Regions from separate parts of the Homo sapiens genome. Here region 2 is linked to region 1. The links are chromatin contacts, found by Hi-C or POLR2A ChIA-PET in ENCODE. All regions are on one chromosome and are shown on one strand. The core of a region is the stretch at or near the end of the contact, and the rest is flanking DNA. Distances in the headings are between cores, read along the strand shown. Region 1 overlaps GMDS (GDP-mannose 4,6-dehydratase). Region 2 overlaps GMDS (GDP-mannose 4,6-dehydratase).

The links. A loop is a pair of places that touch in the nucleus more often than their neighbours do. ChIA-PET counts read pairs that join two places held with the same protein, here RNA polymerase II (POLR2A). Pooled maps may share reads with other maps.
Region 2: a loop to region 1 is called in a map of chondrocyte, with 3 times the contacts of the local background. The contact joins two enhancer-like sites. A Hi-C loop is called at or near these places in 7 of 168 maps with a recorded cell type or tissue (PC-3, chondrocyte, endothelial cell of umbilical vein and 3 more) and 10 of 50 pooled maps. POLR2A ChIA-PET finds 5 or more read pairs at or near these places in 3 of 52 experiments (A673, AG04449 and HEK293T).

The regions. Positions count from the first base shown.
Region 1 is chr6:1,622,827-1,627,863 of GRCh38, reverse strand. It overlaps GMDS (GDP-mannose 4,6-dehydratase), which reads left to right. Exons shown (of 11, transcript NM_001500.4): 10 at 3,324-3,392; 11 at 3,633-4,058. The coding sequence ends at 3,695. Among named protein-coding and RNA genes, the nearest start is that of FOXC1, 15 kb to the right of the region's middle. RefSeq lists an enhancer at 3,267-3,376. Within about 2 kb of position 2,948, at least 7 of the 41 ENCODE cell types and tissues checked have a DNase peak (open chromatin) inside an H3K27ac peak, as active enhancers do; they include endothelial cell of umbilical vein and heart left ventricle, where a contact is called at or near this core.
Region 2 is chr6:1,830,552-1,835,588 of GRCh38, reverse strand. The region is part of intron 7 of GMDS (GDP-mannose 4,6-dehydratase); the gene reads left to right. Among named protein-coding and RNA genes, the nearest start is that of FOXC1, 220 kb to the right of the region's middle. Within about 2 kb of position 2,533, at least 7 of the 41 ENCODE cell types and tissues checked have a DNase peak (open chromatin) inside an H3K27ac peak, as active enhancers do; they include endothelial cell of umbilical vein and heart left ventricle, where a contact is called at or near this core.

The DNA.
Region 1 (5,037 bases), core at 1,699-4,198:
CACCAGAAGCCAGAGTTCAGGAAATGTCATATTCACATAGAAATACTTTAAATTTTTCTCAAAGCTTTATTTTCTCTTTTTTCAAGAAAAGCTCCAGACCACCCAGTTGCACTGGTGGAAGTCCTTTTGGGAAGCTGTACATAAAATCATCACTTTAATTCAGCTTTTGCCCCCATTGTCATACTAAGGCTGTAAGCATATGTATAATGAAGGAAACGAACTGTCAAAAAAGAAGAAAAGAGCACAGTAGATAAGCTCATTCTTCTCTCTTGTCCTTAGGAGCTGATTATACCCTATTGGAGGGGATTTGTGGAAGTTCAAAAATCTTTAAGAGGGAGGTAAAGATTAAAGGGACGTGTATCATGGCCCACGCTCCCCTCTCACTCCTCACAGTTCTGTATCTGAGCACAGCAGTTTGGACCCCGTTGTATGAGCATTTGCCACCACCTAATTCCTTCTCAGCCCAGAGGAAGCCTTATTTAAGGAAGGGAATCCACATCCTTGCTCTCCTTCTAGAGCTGTGTGCGCTTTCCCACACAGGCCCTCCCCACGCCACCCTTTAAGTATGTCCTGTGCCTAGAACCTTGCAGGATGAACCATTGACTATATCTTTTCTATAAATGACACAATGGGAAGAAGTAAGAAATTCCTTCAGGAACAGTTAAGTGTAAAACAAGCTGGGATGCTCGTAGTCTTTCCTTAAAAGTTGATTGGAACATAAGCTTACTGCCCAGTCCAGATGTCAGCCTAGGAACAGCTGGCATAGAGAGCCAATGTTTTGTTCTGAGGGGACCTCATCCTTTTTCTTCCCAAGGTCTCTTGGTCTAATTAAATTTCAGGGAGACAGAGCCTTGGCAGAAGGTTAAAGGAAGCAGCTAGACTGCAGTATTGGAGCTAGGCTCAAAACTAAATTGAGAAGTTTAACTGGGTGCGTCTCTGGTTTCAATGAAATACTTTTACAGTGTATGGTAGCAAGGTCTGTTTCTAAGCCTTTGAAAAACATTTTTCTTTTTCCTTAATTGTAGTTCCCTGGTTGTTTTTATATTGTGAGCTACTTGTAGAAAACTACAGGAAACATAATTACAATACAAAGCTCCATTTCCCAAGCCTACCAAGATTATTTGAAGCCAAACTGGGTTTTAGGGTTTTGCTGACTATGAGTTCACAGCCATGAAATGCATCCTATGTCGTGCTGGTTGATTTACAGCCAGTGTGATGTGATTAAACAATAACCATGTTTCTCCACACCGTCTAGCCGCTATAGGATTGAGAGAGGGGAGGGATGGGCTGCATGACTCCACATTGCACAGCTTCCTCTGGGGAAAAAGAATGAGTATCTTTGTGTGACGCTTATAGCAAAATAGAAGCCTGTAGAAATATATACAAGTTTATTTAGGGAGGGGAAAGAAAAATAAATTACTTCGTTTTTCTGCTTATATTGCTATTTCCTTGTAGCGCTATGTTAAATTGCTAATTACTACTTTTTGTATTCTACTTTTCCTGAAGAATCTGTATATGGACTTTTAGGGCCAGCAGAAATAACTTGTTTTAGTACTATTAACACTCTGGGGAGGAAACTGGTACTTCAGTGTATTGCGAAATGCAAAGCGTTTGAAAAAGTAGTGATGGATGATGAGAACGACAGCGAGAGTCGCTGCGTGTACTGCTGCAGCCCCATTGCAAGCCCACGGTGCAGACATTCAGCAGGATCCAGACAGCCTCTGCTCTAGAAGGCTCAGCAGAGAAGGTGAGCTCCAAACCCAGGGCAAAGCAGGTCCCACCCCTGCCCTCTCGACCATCATGAATCTAGAACAAATTCCCCACCTGCCAAGTTTCAGGGAAGTCTGAAGAAAATAAGCAGGAAAGGCTTTCAGTGGCAGCTTGACTGGCTGTTACTTTCACACGATGAAACTCCTTTTAGGCTGTTCTTTAATTTGTATGTAGCTGAAATAGAATGATCGAGTATTTCTCACCTTTAAAGATCGGCTATTTTCGTACGGCCTTTGCGTTCGGTTTATTTCGAGGAATCACATCTGATGTGTTATTTGACGAGTACATTTGTGTATGCAAAAGCTAAATATTTATCTCACTTCTAGCAATTATGTATCTCAAAGTCTTTTTTCTTTCTTCCCTCCTTTCTTTCCTCCCTTTCTCCTTTCCTCCTTTCTTCCTTCTTTCCTATTTTGTAATTCATCTTGAAATTCTCATCTCAACCTTCATGTCAGTCAGTCTTCACAGAGCTGTAAGAAAGACATTGGTGAGTAGGGGCTGAGAGCAGGATTAAGTTCTTCTCCGCTGGTTTTCTTTTAGCCAGCCTTCCTTCCAGGGAAGCCTCTTAAGTCGATGGAGATGAAATGCCCTTGTTTCCTCGAGTGGAGCAGTTGGGGAAAGCGGGAGGAGGAAGGCACTGCCAGAGGGGACGGTGGCGGGCAGTGCGGGGTCCTGCAGAGCTGCTGGCTGCAGCTCCGCTCGTGGAAGTACAAGTGGGTCGAGATCGGCATTTTCTTAGGAACAGAATCGAACCGAGTAGAATAGGGGTAGAATAGAATAGACCGTCTACAGCGTTCCTGGACGCTAAGCCTAAGAATTGCTTCGTGAAACTCCAGTTTCGTTTTATGAACGCGTGTGTGCGGGAGGCGACGTGAACTGACTTGACTGTGGGTACGAAAAGCCCAAAGCCACCGCCCAGGAAGAACCGCGCTTGGCTGCGGCCCGGGAAGAAACATCCACGGCCGCGTTAGAAAGAGGGTCGCACGCTGCCGCCGAGGTAGAGGGGTCCCCGAGTCCTGGGGCCTCGCGCCCCACAGCCCGAGTCCCTTCCCCGCGGGGCTGGTGGCTTTGGGTAGGACGCGCGCTTGGCGCGGCCAGCCCTGCGGCAGGAGCTGAGCGGCGCAGGGACACGGGCAGCTGGGAGGGGCGCCTGGTGATTTACTCACTTCCCTCCTAGCCAGAGAAGTGCAGCAATTCCAAACAGTTCTCATAGGAGCGTCCCTGACAACTTCATGTTATAAAAAAAAAAAAAAAAAAAAAAAAAAAGCATTAAGAGCCCAAGGGACGCCTTGGGGAGAAGAGGTGTGGAGGTAGCTGGGGGTGGATCGCGGTCACGGTCCTCACGGGTCCGCACAGCACATTCTTAACCGCGACCTAGTGATTTACGGCGCCGAGAGCCGCAACTGAACGCGCACAGCAGGGACCGAAAGCAGGGAAACCCGGAGCCTTGTGCGCCCAGAGGGAGCGGAACGGTGGGAGTTCCCGGGGCTCGGGACCTGCTGCCCCCACCCCCACGACCCACGCCTGCTTCGTCTCCCCCTCTTCTTCCCTAGGACTTTCTGCAGGGCGACTGCACCAAAGCGAAACAGAAGCTGAACTGGAAGCCCCGGGTCGCTTTCGATGTGAGTATCTCTTAGGGCGCACGCCGCCCGCTGCGGGGCCCCGGGCTGCAGGGCGGCAGCTCTCAGGGTCGGGCGCCTGAGGCGCCTGCGATGCCCAAAGCCCGGAAGGCGGGGTGCGGGAGAAGTGAGGGGAGCTGGAACGAGGGACGCGGAGGCCTCTCTGGGGCCGACACCCGGGGTGGGGTGTCACCAGGAGAGAGTGGCAGAAGCTCCTCCCTCACGCCCACCCCTGTGTTGCAGGAGCTGGTGAGGGAGATGGTGCACGCCGACGTGGAGCTCATGAGGACAAACCCCAATGCCTGAGCAGCGCCTCGGAGCCCGGCCCGCCCTCCGGCTACAATCCCCGCAGAGTCTCCGGTGCAGACGCGCTGCGGGGATGGGGAGCGGCGTGCCAATCTGCGGGTCCCCTGCGGCCCCTGCTGCCGCTGCGCTGTCCCGGCCGCAAGAGCGGGGCCGCCCCGCCGAGGTTTGTAGCAGCCGGGATGTGACCCTCCAGGGTTTGGGTCGCTTTGCGTTTGTCGAAGCCTCCTCTGAATGGCTTTGTGAAATCAAGATGTTTTAATCACATTCACTTTACTTGAAATTATGTTGTTACACAACAAATTGTGGGGCCTTCAAATTGTTTTTCTCTTTTCATATTAAAAATGGTCTTTCTGTGAACTAGCATTCACAGGGTCAGTGTGGATGTTTTCTCCCAAGTTATGAACACGGCTATAGGGGTCCCCAAACAACCCCACAATCCAGGCCTTGGAATGAGATCGCTGTGGTCAGGCCTTGCCCTGTTTTGAGAAAGCCCTTGGTGGGAGGACTCCTGCAAGGCTAAGGGGGGCGGGGGTGCTCCGGCGAGCCTCCTCCTTAGTCTTTGCCTGGGACATTTCTTTCCCCCTCCTGGTGACAAGTCACTCTGGAAACCTAGTTCCTGCAGAAGGGAGGAATTCACACCCTGGCTGGTCTCTGCTGACTATAATTAGAACCCAAGGGCTCTCACCCATCTGAAAAAGAAGTCTTGAGAAATAGAGGGGGGTCAGAAGAAGAAACTTGAAGGTAAGCAAATACTGTTGGAACATTCCATGGCAAAGCCACCAAGTTACCTAGAGGTCTCTGAGCCTGTGCCTTTCCTTGTGGTCTAGAATCTTTTACACAGTGCTTATTTGCAGCCTCTTCTTATGACTACTAGGTCACTTTTTAAATCTCAGTTTAATGTATTCATTCAGCCATTTATGTTAAGTGCCTAATACATGCCAGACATTGTGCTATGCACTTGAACGACATCAGCGTTAATTTGAAGCTATAATAAAAAGGTTTAAGGCTCAGCCTCAGATCTCTGGATCTGGTTTGTTTGCATGCATCATTTAGGTGGCCTGGGTAAGACCACAGGTGTGTGCTCCTGAGCTGTGTATGGTGTACAGCTACAGGTAGGCTGACGCACACATGTGCAGGACACCCACAGGCAGCAAGCAAGGATTCATGTACAGGTGTATACCTCCACATGAAATACAGTATTTTGCCCTAGAACAAATTAGGTCAGGACACTTCTCCCCCTCACTCCCCTTCCAAGCAAAATAAAATAAAACTTTATAGCAAATGGAATTCCAGCCTTTGCACATGTGTGTGTGAGTGCGGGTAAACTATTTCTGAACGTCTT
Region 2 (5,037 bases), core at 1,284-3,783, 210 kb before region 1:
CAAGCCTAAAAAGACATAAATCTAATTTAGTAATTTAAATGTGAAAATTACTAGATTTTTAAAGATTATTTTATAGTGACATATCTCCTTCTATGTAAACTCTGTTTCACATTATTTTCTGTAAAAGCAGAATAAGAATTCACCAAATTTGTTATAACAACTCCCTACAAAGAATGCTGCTGATCTCCCAGCATGTGAGATGTTGTGGGAGCTGAGTTGGGAAAGGAGAGCAAAGCCGCCTCCTTCCACTCTTCTAGAGACACAGAATGTAGAATGCTGCCCTGAGTTCCGACCTGCAGCAGCATAAGCCACCTCCACCCTATCCCAGTGATCTGTCCCTGTGTGCTCTTCTTCTGGCTGCCTTAGGGTGTTCTTCAGCCAGTTTCAATGTCATGTCCTCAAGGAAAACTTCCCTGACAGACCCCCCCTTACGCAACACAGACTCTGTGCCCCTCCCGTCCGTGTTATTTGCCCCGTGTTAGCACTTAGCACTCACTTTATATTCCCTCCCTCCTTCCCTCTCCCTCTCTATCAGTAGAGAACTAATTAATATCTAAATAAAAAAATAATTAAACTGTGGTAAATCTATCATGTGATTTGCTTGCATCTGTAGGAAAGTACAAGAACATTCTCCGTGAAACTGAAATGCCCTCAGAGACATTAAGTTGAAAAAACAAGAATAGTGTGTATAAAGTAGTATAAAAAGGTGGATGGGGGTAATAAAACTGTTCCTGTGGTTGCCTGGTTGCAGGAAGGGGGACGGAACAAACAGGGTTCCCGGGACCTGGATGGAGAAAATCGAGTAATGTCACATTAATTTTTGAGATTTTAACCATATGAATGCAATATCTGATCTTTAAAAATGAGTTATTCTGGAATTATTGTATAGTTTAATAAGTTATAGTTTATATAAGTTTAATAAGTTTAATAGGAAATTGTTTAATAAGAAATTGCCCTTCAATTCTCTTTAAGAACAGAGTAATCTTGCATTTAACTTAGAAGTATGTTAAAAGCTTAACATACTTCTGATGCTTAAACCAAATCTTACAAAAGCACTGTAAATAAAGGATTTTGTTGTGTTTTGTTATTTAATGAAAGGGAGTTGCCGACTCTCCCCATAGATGTCAAGCGCTAAGAAAAGATGGATCCCAACTGGAGCCAACAGACAGATGATGTATCATGGTGCCTCTGACATTTGGTAACCTCCAGGCCCTCAGAGCAATTGCTCAGGGAAATGCAACATTGTAGGTCTGGATCTGTTCTACCAGATGGAAATTAGTGCCTTAAAATAGCCCAGCATTTTTCCCCCACCACTGAGAACATTTTAAATGGAATCTCTTTTAGATTTAAATATTTTTAAATCTTCAATGGACATTTAATGAATCCTTATAGAATAGCTTTTATTTTCTTGATAATTGATGAAATTAATATCATCTGTTTTAATTTCAAAGCATGCCAAGCATTTTAACCTGCAAATCCGTAACCTACCAGGATTGAACTTTAACTACTAGATTTTAAGGTGCTAATTCTTAATAATTTCTATTTAATTTTTTTGTAAATTTTAACCAGAACCTAAGCTCTGACTTTGTGATTCAGTTATGTTTGTATATACATGTCTTCATTTTTGAGTGAGTAAGAATATTAGAGTTGTTCTATGGATTTGATGCGATATATGCATTGTGATTTTAAGGAGAGCATGTTTCTCATTTAGATATTGACTAGAAATAGAGAAAACCTAACCAACAACTTCTTAATTTACTTTGTTTGTTTAATGAGCAGTTTGGGTTTGGTATTAATTTCTGCCTTCATAAATTTCCCTTCTCTTGAATAATGAGGATCTTTCAACCCACTGCCCTTCCATGTGAAAATGGTTTTTTAAACAACCTTGGTTATAGTTTTAAACTTCGCTGGAAGAATTAGGTCATCCAAAATATGTGTGGGGTGTGAAGTTTTGTTTTCTGCACAAAGACTTGTCATGAGTCTAAACATTTCTCTCTCAAGTAATTTACAATTTAATTACCTTGTGTTATGTTCCCTCAGGAAGGGGAGGAGAAGGGAAAGGAAGAAAAGGCAAAAAAAAAAAGTTTTAAAAATGTGTGCTGCATTCAGGATTTAGATTTCACCTTATAAAGTTTTTATTACAGCGTCCTCCTCCCCTCATTGTGCCATGAAATAGTGAATCACTCTGCTTGGTCTCTGAGGACAGATGCTGTTCTCATGTTTTATCCTGACACCTCCGAGATGAGCTTTCCATATGAAGGAAGGGAGGACATTTGATGTGTCCAGTGTTGTTCTGGGGCCTCCCCTTCTCTGGAAGTCACTGACACGTGTAGTTTTGGCATTGAAGCCCAGCGGGAGACGACATTTGGCCAATTCCCCTGCTGATTAATGTGCCTGAGGGTCCATGCCACCCTTTGCCCCCTTCCAGTGCATTAGTTTAAAAAAAAAAAAAAAAAAAAAAAGGCTTTCATACGCTCCACTGCCGGGTGAGCTGGGCACAGGTCCAGCGGCGCCAGCAATTTTCCGTCCTTTGTGTGAGTGATCAGAGGCCAACCCCACAAAACTGACAGTGGTTGCACTCAGTGCTACTAATGATCTTCAGTAGCCGAAGACTTCCTTCCTCGTGTGGCCTGAATGTTTTTACTGGGTAAATATGTGATCTGGAAAGTGGCCACAGAGACGCAGCCTGATAAAGTTCATCGTGTGCTTCACATGTTCATGCTGACTTTTCCGCTGAAGCTCATCAGGTCTGTGGCAGGCAAAGACAGAACTTACGAGACAGAAAATGAAAAGTTCGCTTTTGCCTTATAGGCAGTTTGCAGATATGCTTTCTGAAATGTGTCGGCCTCACTTTGTTCATTCTTTTCTCACTGAAAAGAGCTTTGCAGTCAAGCTAACAATGCATGTGGTGGACTATTTTTAAGACCAAGGAGTCTTTGGCTCTGGCTTACCTTTACCTGTCCTTTTCCACTTCTCCACTTCTTCATCCTGAACATCCAGTGAGTCCGGAACAGCCAAGTTACTGCTTGTGTAATGGGCACAAAAGTAGGTGATCATGCTGTGACTGGCTGTCAGTGCATTTACATGCTCTCCAACACACATAAAAAAAATAAAAGCCATCACTCCAGTCACAGAGTCAAATGCTACAAATAAAAATTAATCTCTAAGGAGTTTTGGATTGTTTTTTTTGTAGGGGTATAGAGAGTCTCACTCCGTCCCCCAGGCTAGAGTGCAGTGGCTCAATCATAACTCACTGCAACCTCAAACTCCTGGTGGGTTCGAGGAGCTTCCAGACTCAGCCTCCCTAGTAGCTGGGACTACAGGCACATGACACCACACCTGGCTAATTTTCTTATTTTTTGTAGAGATGGGGTCTTGTTATATTGCCCAGGCTGGTCTCAAACTCCTGAACAACTTCGAGACCAGCCTGGGCAATATAGCAAGTTGCTCAAGTGATCCTCCCACCTTGGCCTCCCAGAGTGCTAGGATTATAGACATGAGCCACTGTTCTAAAGAGATTTTAATTCTGTACCCTACCTTCACTTAGTGCTAATCAAACCACGTAAGATGGTAGTTTTTATATATTTATTAAATTTCTGAAGACGTTATCAACCACCTTATGGTTTTTTGTTCTAAAAACAAACCAACTGTGACCAGACAGAAATTTCCTTGGAATTATGTATTTACAAAAATTCTTATGGGGAGGGTAAAAGTGGCTGAAACTCCTCTTTGGCCTTTGTGCATTGGCTGTGTAGAGACCTGGTGAGAGATGGTGACTGTGGGCTGGAACTAGGCTACCAGGGATTGAACATCTAATTTTTCAATATGCTAGCTTGCTCTGGCAAATACCTCTAGAAGCAGGCTTCAGCTCCTTCAGATAAATAATCCCTACAGGTGCTTAAAGAATTTTCAAGATTTTATAAAAAACCTAAAAAGGTTAGGAATATGTGTGTTCGGATGAATCCTCAGAAAGCTGGAATAAAAAACTTTCTTCTATCGCCTGAGTGACATGGCATCCTACAGTGTTTATTTTTATTTTACTAAGTCATGTTTCCCTAACTGCCTCTGGGATTGTAATTCTCATTGATGAGTGCTCTTCTTTAGTCCCTTTGCTAAAAACTTTATAACCTTACCTAAAATACTTAAAATTGGCATCTGTTTAGTGTTTTGCAGTTCATAGAGATTTTCCCTTCACGCTTCCCTTAAGGAATGATTATCTGGACTCCTCGTTTTACTAAAGAAACTGAGAAATGGCACATTGGTAAGTGGCAGATCCAGAGTACAGGCATTCTTGCTTATATCACTTGTCACACATGGCAGATGGGACACAGCCACTGAATTCTCCTTTAGTTTCAGGATGGGAGGGCTTTGACCTAACGTCCAGGAGGCCAGTGTAACCAGCGGAATGATTTAGAGGGAAGAAAGCCATTGACTTACTTTAATCCTATAATGGCAGTAATGCCTTTGTAGCCAATCAGGAAACAATTTACAAATGGCCTTACCAGAATAACTCTGCTGGATCATTCTGATTTGGGAATATTGAACCTGTATCTGCATTGGCCAAATATAGCAAACAAGATAATCATGTTTATGTGCATTACTTTTGAAGAACCATTTAAAAATTATAATGCTTTGGGCAAATAGTTTCCTAGACATGAATGGAAGGACTACATTTTCTGAAGTGTTTGGGTACATTTTCACATATCGGTCTACAAAACAGGCATATTCTCGAAGAGGTTCTAAGAGTTATATATATTTCTTATCCCTGAAATGCCTTATAGTATAGTGTGTATACTATAGTGTATAGTGTGGAGGATTCAATTTTATATAAATTTCAGATAATTTAATATCTTGTTGATAATAACTATCACATAGATTTCTGAACAGGTGCCAGATATAGTTTATCATTCGCTTACATTCTAGGCAAAAGCAACTACATCATTTATTGCTGTAGTTATTGTTGGCTTAAAAAAACTAGAGAAGTGTTGTACCTTTGTTAGAGTGGAAAACCACTCACTGCTTAGGGCTTGCTTCTGT